Linked DNA regions of Homo sapiens: region 1 is linked to region 2. Evidence: chromatin contacts called from ENCODE Hi-C or POLR2A ChIA-PET data. All regions are on one chromosome and are shown on one strand. The core of a region is the stretch at or near the end of the contact, and the rest is flanking DNA. Distances in the headings are between cores, read along the strand shown. Region 1 overlaps FRMD4A (FERM domain containing 4A). Region 2 overlaps FRMD4A (FERM domain containing 4A).

Region 1 (5,117 bases), core at 2,007-4,506, 230 kb before region 2:
CGGGAAGTGCAGCTTGCTGAGAAACGAGAACCAATGCCCGCAAAGGACTCCCTGACCCCACCATGAATGGATGCGGCTCTGGCTCCCCTATGAATGGAGCATCCCAGTGGAGACGCTGCTACTGCTGTTTCTGGCTTCTTTCAGTTCGAATCCTCCTCACAGATAGTGATGAAAGGGGTTGCTCTGAAAACCTAGACAGGCACATTTCTAAGTCTGAGCTGGTCAGTGGTGACAGCCTGTTCTATCGGGAATACATCTGCCTGGACCTGATTGAGGGTTCAGCTGCTGGTACCCCCCTTCCACCTCTGCATCCGTAAGTCGTCCTTTTCCAACAGCATCACTGATCTGTGGGAAAGCACCGCTCAGAGAGCCCGGGACAAACTGCTGACTTCATCCTGGGAAGCCACTGCTGACCCTGGGGAAGTACCTTAGGAACTGGATACAGTAACCTGTCCCTTAGACTTCATGAAACTTAGCTGGGTATGCCGTCCTTCAAATGTGCAGCAAAGTGCTTTTGCATTGGGGGCAGCAGTCAGGGAGAGGAAGACACATTTCATTGTTTTGTTTTTGGTCTTTAAATTGTATCAAGCCCATTCGTAGCATTAAGCCCCATTTATGTTTGAGTGTGACTTGGACTTGGACAGGGCCAGAAGACCAAAGCCTCAAATCAACAGAAATCTGGTTTGGTTCTCAAAGTGTTACTTGTCTCTTGCAACCTAGAAGGTTAGGAGATGATCCAGTTTGTACACTGTCTTCTGTTAGATCCATTCTGTTGCAAAGGAAGTTTGGGTTTATTTAGGGCACAGCAGGAATGAGGGTCGTGTGACAAATAGGTTTGAATCCACTTGGTCCTGAGAAGTTAAATAGCTGCAATTAATTTAATTGGAGGCAATATTTGGACATGCTTTGAAATCAACGCTATATTGTCCAGCCAGTGAATACAATGTTGCCTCCAGATAAGTTAGAAAGAAGTAATGACTGGTGTATGAAGTTGTGTGGGTAGAAGTAATGTTTTAGGGAGAAAAAATTAAATTCTTATTCTTTCATTAAAGGGGAATTGTTTTAGTAGGAATAAGGATCAGAAAATCTCTCCACCCTCTTTTGTTCTGACCAAGTGTGATCTGCCGCTGCTATTGCTATATTGTTTTTGGCACTTGTCTTGAACTAATTTTATTAATAAGACTTGTTATTTATGGCACGGGTTCTCTTTGTAATTTGCAGACATTGTTATCAAGTCCCCTGATAACCTGGCAGGTGGCTGGTGCCATTAGCATGATCTCGTCATTGGGGAAACTGAGACCCCTTGAGGTTCAGTGAGTTGCTGATTTCATAATCCATGAGAACAGCATCCCAGATGTGCACAGCTCTCGATGTTATTGTCACAGCGAAGTTATAGCCTGAGGTCAAAGGGAAAGACATCCAGTGACTCCTTGCTTGGTTCTGGAACTTGGGGAGAGAGCTCTGTGGAATAGCAGATATGCAAGAGTTGCCAAGGAAAGAGCTCTTGAGTCAACCTTAAGGAGTGGATGCAAAAAGTGAGATTGGTTTGTGATGTGAAAGAAAGGGATATGGAAGGTTCAGGAGATCTCATATTGAGGGGACTTGCCAGGCTACCTTTGTCTTTAAGTAAGTGTTGGGTGAGACTACCATCAAAGATCGTTACTGCCTTTACTGCATGAATATACCACTTGTGTTTACATTGTTTATGCTGGTGCGTGTGTGTTTGCATCCGCACGTGCGTGCAGCATGCTTGTAGTTCAATTCACGTGTCCAGCAAGCCATATACTTACCCCTCATAAGACTTGCGTTTAGCCTGACGCATCATACTGAATGAAAGTATAATGGAGCAATTTACAATCTAAAGCTTTGTTCTTAGATATTTTTGCATATTTTAAGAAAAGGAACAGTATAACTTTTGAAGAATTCCTAGTTCAATATGTCAAAATGAGAAATAGACATGCTAACAGTTAACCAGCTTTTGAAGTTCTTTTAAACTACTCTCCACAGAGTATTAGAATGTCTGAGTCCAGTGTCAGGAGTAACTTCAATTCATATGTCTTATTTTTGGGGTAGCACCTGATATGATAACATTTGTGGCAGAATTTCTCTTTTTTGGTTTATTTGTTGTGCAAAATCTCAGCATCTTAGAAGCAATTTCTGGGACCTCATAAGAAAGCAATAGGGTAATGATCTTCTAATGATTCCTCAGTCTAAACCCTAAAAACTATATTCCCCTTGAGCTAAAACAGGAGTTCTCTTACCTTAATAGAATCAGCAAGTAACTCAGGCCCATGTGCCCTCATGACCTCCCCAGGACACTGCATTTTTATCGGTTCACCCCACCTTACCCATTTCTGATTCTGCGCTGTCCGTTTCTCTCTGGAAATGTCATGAAAGGAACAACAACAAAAAGATGTTGGATGTCTCTGAAAAGTTAGGCATTGATGTAAGAAAAGGAAGAAAAGGGATCATTGCATCAATTGTGGAGGGTATGTAGATATTTGGGTTTTTCCTCCAATAGCAAAATCAGAGTCAGAGAATCTTGGAAAAGTGGCTGCTAAAAAATCTGATCTTGTGGGGAAGGGCGTGCTGGATTTTATCTTGAGGTGTTCATTCCAGCCATAATCAGACTGAAGTACATCAGTAGTATTTTCCATTTTTAGTTGTTGTTTTTCCCAGAAAATTTCATCTCCAGAGTTGGTACAATAGCTCTTGGAACTTTGGGCTTTGGAGTCACGATTGCACACAAAGGCCAGACGGTTTCAATGCTCTCTTCTGCAAAAAGTTTTCTGAATCAGCATAAATCCAGCTTATCAAAAATTCTCTTCACAGCAGTTTCATTTTAGTTCCCTAAATCCATCAGCTGCCACCCTTTCCGTTGTCTCATGGAATCAGCACATCCTTCTCTTATAAGGAATAATTTAGACACACCCTTACATTGGAAGTAACCAGCTCTACCACCAGTGGCATTATTTTAAAAATCCCTATCACTGTTCCTCTCTTACGTTTACAGAAGATGGTCAGAGCTGGTGCTACTGTTTAGTACATTGCACTAATGCTTATTTGGGGGGCTAATGAGTGTGTGTGTGCGTTCAGTTATGTTTGTTTTTTGTTTTGGTTTTGTTTTGTTTTCAGATGGAGTCTTGCTCTGTCACCAGGCTGGAGTGCAGTGGTGCAATCTCGGCTCACGGCAACCTCTGCCACCCTGCCTCAGCCTCCCAAGTAGCTGGGAATACAGGCACGTGCCACTACGCCCAGCTAATTTTTGTATTTTTAGTAGAGACGGGGTTTCACCATGTTGGCCAGTATGGTCTCGATCTCCTCACCATGTGATCCGCCCACCTCAGCCTCCCAAAGTGCTGGGATTACAGGCGTGAGCCACCGCCCCCGGCCTCAGTTCTTAACTGTATCAGTGGAAATTGGGCATTTTCCTCCCAAAGAGAAACATTGTTCATCTTCCACTTGAAGATGGAAGTCACTGCTAAGAATAAAAGTCACAGTTGTTGGAAAGTAATAGAGGACTATGGGGGATCCGGTTCAGTTCAGGGGCCTTATTACTACCAAATAATCAAGAAGAAATGAGTGGTAGTCTCAGTTTGAGTCAAATCAAAACCTCTCTACAGATGTACCAGCATAATTAATTCTAATTCAGAGAAGTTCCTTGTAGGCTCTAGCTTGTTAGGAAGGGCGATCTCTACACTGTGTGATGTTTTCTGGCTTTTTGTTTTAAAGGTAGAGCTCCAGCCATTCAATGATGCAATACAAGAAGAAACGTGTTGTCTGTGGTCAGGAGCATTGGTACATCCATACCCTTTGCCCCAAACTCTGACTTACATTCACATGTTCCTTTTTGCTCCTGCCTTCTTAGCAATTATTTGCCAATCCGTGGCTACTGCGTATGTTTTGCTTGCATACACTCACTACATTAACTCGCTGCTCATGTTGAGCACTCCCCGGACCCTGGTTGTATAAGCAAATCGCTGAGTGAGTGTAGCAGACCGCACTCCAACATGGATCTGTTTAGACTTCAGAAACCTGAAAAACCAGCCAAGCATGGTGGCGTGTGCCTGTGTTCCCAGCTGCTCCAGGAGGCTAAAATGGGAGGATTGTTTGAGTTCAGGAGTTGGAGGTTACAGTGAGCTATGATTGCACCATTGCGCTCCAGCCTGGGCAACAGAGGGAGAACCTGTCTCTAAAAAAATAAAAATAAAGGAAAAAAAAGAAAGAAATCTGGAAAACCCCAGTGGTCTAAAGCACAGTGTCGCTTGTTAGGCCCACCTGTGTCAAAACTTTTCTTAGTCTGTGCTGTGGTATGGCCCCTCTTCCTCAGTTAGTAATGCATTACCAACCTTAAAGTCCGGAGTCCTGGTCCTAATGCAGAATCCCAAACCTTTTAATGATATTTTGCACTTCAAATTAGCCAAAACCTCTCCCTGCACACTTGAAGCTACCACTCCACAATTTCCTGTGGGATTAGCCTGTTCATTGGTGATGCAGCCTTCTTTGCAGGGTTTTTGCCTTTCTTTGTCCTTGCTGTATGGGGAACGCATGGGAAAAAAAACAAAAACGGCAGGTAATGGGGAATTAGATTGATAATGCATCACAGGGAATGGAAATAATAATCGGCGAGTTGCCAGGCTGTGCCATTCATAACCAGAAAATGTACCATTACGCTCTCGCCACATGCCTGGGAAGAAGTATATAGATGTGATAAAACCCAAACTAGGAAGCCAGACAGTGTGGGTCCTCCAGAGCTAGACGACATACCTACCAATAGCCGGAGAGTCTAGCGCTGGCTTGCCCATCTCCCGACTCCCACTGGCCAGCCCTGCTAAGTATCTGATATTTATTTCTCTGTTGCCCAGAGAGAGAGAGAGAGAGAAGGAGAGATGGGAGGGTGATGAGGACATGAAGTAGACACTGATGGAGCACAATGGGGAGCAGTGTTCGGCCTTCTCAATCCCCTTTTATTGGGCTGCTTGAGTGTTTTGTAACAGAAGAACTGCAGAGTGACCAGTAGCACAGATGTAGCCTGCAGGTCTTGGCAGGAGGGGAGAACCATGTACAGAAGGCAGTTGTAACAAGGGCTACTGTTAGCAAGGGCTGCAGCCACGGCT
Region 2 (5,283 bases), core at 2,374-4,873:
TTCGGTATGAAGCCACTCTGCATTGCAGTATTCTATGAAACCGGGGCACAAACACACAAAGGCTAGGGCACATGGGCACATGGCAGTGTCGGGGTGGGGAGGCTGAGCCAATGACCCACCACGGGGACTGACAAAAGAAACACCCAACAGCATTTTTATTGTATCTGGTGGGTTGTTTCTGGTTAGGAAGAGAAAGGTATGAGGTGGTAGTAGACATGCTATTTTTACAGATAGGGCTTTGCTGAAGGAATGTGCTGAACTCATAGGCTATTGCTTTTTGTCTTCTCAGATGGAAACATTGCCAGTGAAGACAGCTCCCTCTCAGATGCCCTTGTTCTTGAGGATGGTAGGTTTATGCATTTCCTGCTTACAAACCTACAGCTCAGAGTAAACAGAGATGAATTTCTATGTAGTCTGGGGATTGCCTTGTGTAAAGGCAAGAGCCAGGCCAAAAGGCAGCTGGGCTCCCTGCAAGCTCTCTCATTTCCCAGTATTCACCTCTTTGGTTGGGAGTGGGTAGGTGCTGCATAAACCCATGTGTATTAGAGCTTTTCATCAGTGAGTGGTGCTTTACTTTTTTAGAAGCCAAAAACTTTTTTTTTTTTTTTTGAGACAGGGTCTCACACTATTGCCCAGGCTGGAGTGCAGTGGTATGATCTCGGCTCACTACAACCTCTGCCTCCTAGGCTCAAGTGATTCTTCCACCTCAGCCTCCCTAGTAGCTGGGACTACAGCATGCCACCACACCTGGCAATTTTTGTATTTTTTTGTAGAGACTGGGTTTGCCATGTTGCTCCTGGGTTCAAGCGACCCACCCACCTCGGCCTCCCAAAGTGCTGGGAGGATTACAGGCAGGAGCCACCATACCTGGCCCAAAACCACGTTTAGCTAGACAGAGAATCTACACACTAGGCATAGCTTCCTTTTGAGTATTCATGGTATCTAAAAGAAAAGGGTAGAAATTGATTTAGATCACAAATCAAAGATTGAAACCCACTAGGAGAGTGTAAGGATCGTGAGAAGAAATGGAACACACCCTCTGTTGCTTCCCAAGACAGTAGTGAAAGTAAGAGGGGAGATATCCCAGTAGATACACACTCAGGCTGGAAAACTGTCTTATTATTTCCCACTGAACTCTTAAAACCTGGCAGTTAGGATATTTTCTTGGGAAATTCTTAAAAAAACAGAACTGATCCCTCCCCCAACCCCCATCACCACCATACGTCGGGGAAGAAAGAATTCCAAACCCAGAACCATGTGAGAATACTCCTGTGGATGTTTAACCATCGTACTGGGAGGCGGGTACATTAATTATATGGAAATATATTAAGTGGCAGTTAATTTTTTTGCCCTGTATGGAAACCTCAGGCAGGCAGTGATAAGTGGCTGTTCAGATGGAAAGCATGAAAGGTCCACACTAGTCATAGTAATAATGATAATTGCAATAATAATAATGATTGCTCTTGATGTGAGGAAAGTCTGGCGGATTATTTACCCAGTCACCTTGGCTGTGCTATTAGAAATCAGATTGGAATATATTTGTCTGCTTCATTACAAGCCGGGGACGCCATTGGGCTACAAGGAAATGGGGGGCTTGAGCATCAGAGATCCCAGCCCTGCGGTTGGCCTCTGAGTATCCCAGTCTCCCCTGGAAAGGGAAGAAAAATTGAGAGATTCCTTGGTAGTAGAGGGGTGCCTGGAGCAATAGGTAATGTCACGGGGTAATTTTGAGATATCATTCCGTGATTCCAGCTTCTTCCCCGTGTTCCAGATGCAGACCCCTGGACTTCCTCACAGGTGTCGGCACATCCTTTTGCCACAGTCCCACTGCAGGGTCTCTTTCTGGGGACTCTTCCTTTACTGATTTGAGGGCAAAGGAGGAGTGGGTGCATAGTGGGTGTCCACGGCTGGGGGACTGAGAATTAGGCTGTGAAACAAGTCGCTGGAAATGGATTTAGGGGCAAGTGAATGGTAGTTGGTTGGTTGTAAGGTTTGCTTCTGTGCTTTTTTCCCCTCCACCTCCCATGTCTGCCTTCCCTGTGAAGCCTGAATCGTTCCCTCCTCTCTCTTCTCAATGCTGACCTGCCCTAGCCTGAAGTCCTCATTCATCCCCCTCTCTAGTCTCTCTCCCTTCCTTTCTAGTTTTAGAACACTGCCAGGTGAATAGTTCTAAAACAGGATTTTTCACTCCGACGCATCCGTGCTTAAGACATCGCAAAGTTTTCCTGTGGCTTTTCAAAATCTCAACTCGGAATTCCAGGCCCCCATCAGTCGGGCTCTTGGCTCACATGGTGCACACAGAAGGCGGCTGTGCTGGCCAGAGCTCTGCCCTTACTCCCCCTGCCCCTCCTCACCAGCCCCTGCCTGGCCAGATGTGCCTGCAGCTGGTACCCTGCCCTCAGGGCCTCCACACTTTGGTTCAAGCCCTTCCTTCCTCCTCCTCTTTGCCTGCCCACTGCTCAAGCCCCTTCAAGACCAGCCTCTCCCACAGCACCTCCTAGACTCACTGAATTTGCTTTTTCTGAAAGTCCTCTAGCGCACTGACGTGTTAGATCATTTCTTTCCTGGAGGCAGGGAATCATTTATTAATACATAATCTTTGTAGCTCATCTCCTTAAAAAAGTTAAGGCAGTTTCAAAATTAAAATATAGAGGAAGAGATTAAAAGAGAATAAACACAGCTCTGGGGGAAAAAAGCAGAGTAGACACCCGATCCACCCAGCAGGTATTTACAATGGACATATAGACCCTCATTCATTTTTTCTTCTCCAACCAATGGTTATCAAGCACCTACTATGTGTCGGCTGAGGATCTAGCAGCAGATGAAACAGACAAAACTCTCCCAGAACTCAGACCCTCCCACAGTGAATCAGATGCTTAGCATCTGTTGAAAGACAACTTAGCACTACAGCAGTAACTACATTTTGCTGTTTAGTGTGAAGCAGTCATTTGTTGGTGGTATTTAATGACGTTCAGACTTCACTCCATTCGTGTCTAATCAAAAGTGACGCATCTCTTCCCATGCAATCCCGCCTGCAGTGGAGGTTTGGCTTGCCCTGGTTTGGTTTGACTCGTCTTGACTTGTCTTGGCAACTGGGGAAGAGTTTCAGGGTTTCTCATCACAGGGGTGAAGGTGTGGGTTTGGCTGTGTGGCTCCAAGGTGCGGGTGGAGGGGTGTAGGGGTTCTGTCTCAGCCTGTGGGAAGGATGACCGGGGCTCAGTTCCTCTCTTCCTGTCTTTGTGCAGAAGACTCTCAGGTTACCAGCACAATATCCCCCCTACATTCTCCTCACAAGGGACTCCCTCCTCGGCCACCGTCGCACAACAGGCCTCCTCCTCCCCAGTCCCTGGAGGGACTCCGACAGATGCACTATCACCGCAACGACTATGACAAGTCACCCATCAAGCCCAAAATGTGGAGTGAGTCCTCTTTAGATGAACCCTATGAGAAGGTCAAGAAGCGCTCCTCTCACAGCCATTCCAGGTGAGCTGCATCGTGAATGAGGCCAAATGAGGCCTCCCTCTATGCTCTGGAAGAATCAAAGGGCCGTCCCAAGTAGCATCCACGGTGACAAAATCCACATCAACCTAGTTCCTCCCCGTGGGGTTTGCCTTTCACGGGGCCGTGCTCACAGCGCCCTCTGCTGCCGACACTGTTGAGGTACATTTTTGTGACTCAGAGAAATTGGGGCTTTGGCCCACAATCAACGTGATGGCAGATGGTTTGAATGCTGTTAAATTCCAGAGGAATTAATTAGGAAATCTCAGGCAGCGCTATTCTGAAATAGCAAGTGAAAGTCCACTCGGAGCAAATGCAGAGTGGTTCAGAACTCTACCCCCTCATCCAGCAGAATTCTCCAGCCAAGCAGCTGTAATCCAAGCTGTGTATTATCAGCTCATTACCGGGCTGACTTTGTAGGGAGGTTTTTTTTGGGGGGGAAGGCATTTTCGGTCTGCTTCTCTGTTTTTCCCATTTCCTTTAATCACCCTACCAAGCTCCAAGGGGGGTGCCAGGACAGGTAAATATTTGTTTCTTGGAAAACAAAAACTGTAAGGGCAGGACCGTCACACTGCCTGACACAGAGAAGGCTGACCAGGGTTTTCCTCTCATATTGCCTAGGTTGGGAGGGGGGAGGGCATACCCCCTGCTGGGGAAAGGCTGAGAACCACAGTAGAGGTCTGACCAAGCGAGGTGGGAGTCACGGGCGAGCTTTCCCCACATGCTGGGATCATTGTCCTGAACTAGCCAGCCCCCCAGGAAAGGTGCTGTCTGTCTGGCGGTGACCACGTGGCATCCTTGGCTTTGCAGCAGCCACAAGCGCTTCCCCAGCACAGGAAGCTGTGCGGAAGCCGGCGGAGGAAGCAACTCCTTGCAGAACAGCCCCATCCGCGGCCTCCCGCACTGGAACTCCCAGTCCAGCATGCCGTCCACGCCAGACCTGCGGGTCCGGAGTCCCCACTACGTCCATTCCACGAGGTGAGTCTGCCTGGCCTTCCTGCTCAGACCAAGCCTTCCTTTTTAAAATTGGGCATTGTCAGCCCCAAGCTGGCCCAAATAATGGATGAGCTACAGTCAGACCTGAACCTGGGAGGATAAATGAAGCGGAATAAAAAACCAAGCTGGCAGCAGTCAACCCCCGTTAGCCAAGAGACCCATGCACAGGGCACTTGGAGTCAGCCAAAGAATCCCCGGGCTTCTGGAGACAGGGAGCATGGAAAGTTTCCTAAGCAAAGCAGAGGCCACAGAGGCTGGCTGGGTTAGCATGGGAAGAGGTCTTCTATCTTTCTACTGAGGCCTAAATTTATACTGGACTTCCTTTAGTGCCTCAAAATGTAAATTCATAAAGAGCAAAAGAGCCAGGCAAAAATGAGGCTTCAGTGAATCACACCTTCTGTTTCTTTTTTTTTTTTTTTTTTTGAGATGGAGTCTTGCTCTGTCACCCAGGCTGGAGTACAGTGGCGCGATCTTGGCTCGCTGCAACCTCTGCCTCCCGTGTTCAAGCGATTCTCCTGCCTCAGCCTCCCAAGTAGGTGGGATTACAGGCACCTACCACCACGCCTGGCTAATTTTTGTATTTTTTAGTAGAGACGGGGTTTCACCATGTTGGCCAGGCTGGTCTGGAACTCCTGACCTCAGGTGATCCACCCACCTTGGCCTCCCAAAGTGCTGGGATTAGAGACGTGAGCCACCGCTCCTAGCCACACCTTCTTTTTCTAAAAAGAAGCAAACCAGATCACGGAGGGCCACGTGATGGGGGCTTTCATCCCCCTTCTGAGTGGCAGT

The links. Hi-C counts contacts between places; a loop is a spot of excess contacts on that map. ChIA-PET counts read pairs that join two places held with the same protein, here RNA polymerase II (POLR2A). Pooled maps may share reads with other maps.
Region 1: a loop to region 2 is called in a pooled map, with 2.3 times the contacts of the local background. The contact joins two enhancer-like sites. A Hi-C loop is called at or near these places in 3 of 50 pooled maps. POLR2A ChIA-PET finds 5 or more read pairs at or near these places in 4 of 52 experiments (AG04450, HCT116, WTC11 and 1 more).

The regions. Positions count from the first base shown.
Region 1 is chr10:13,885,675-13,890,791 of GRCh38, reverse strand. All of the region lies in intron 2 of FRMD4A (FERM domain containing 4A), which reads left to right. Among named protein-coding and RNA genes, the nearest start is that of FRMD4A-AS2, 100 kb to the left of the region's middle. RefSeq lists an enhancer at 3,483-3,612. Within about 2 kb of position 3,256, at least 3 of the 41 ENCODE cell types and tissues checked have a DNase peak (open chromatin) inside an H3K27ac peak, as active enhancers do.
Region 2 is chr10:13,658,516-13,663,798 of GRCh38, reverse strand. It overlaps FRMD4A (FERM domain containing 4A), which reads left to right. Exons shown (of 25, transcript NM_018027.5): 19 at 290-346; 20 at 3,246-3,483; 21 at 4,309-4,476. Among named protein-coding and RNA genes, the nearest start is that of PRPF18, 74 kb to the right of the region's middle. RefSeq lists enhancers at 3,092-3,151, 3,482-3,531. Within about 2 kb of position 3,623, at least 15 of the 41 ENCODE cell types and tissues checked have a DNase peak (open chromatin) inside an H3K27ac peak, as active enhancers do.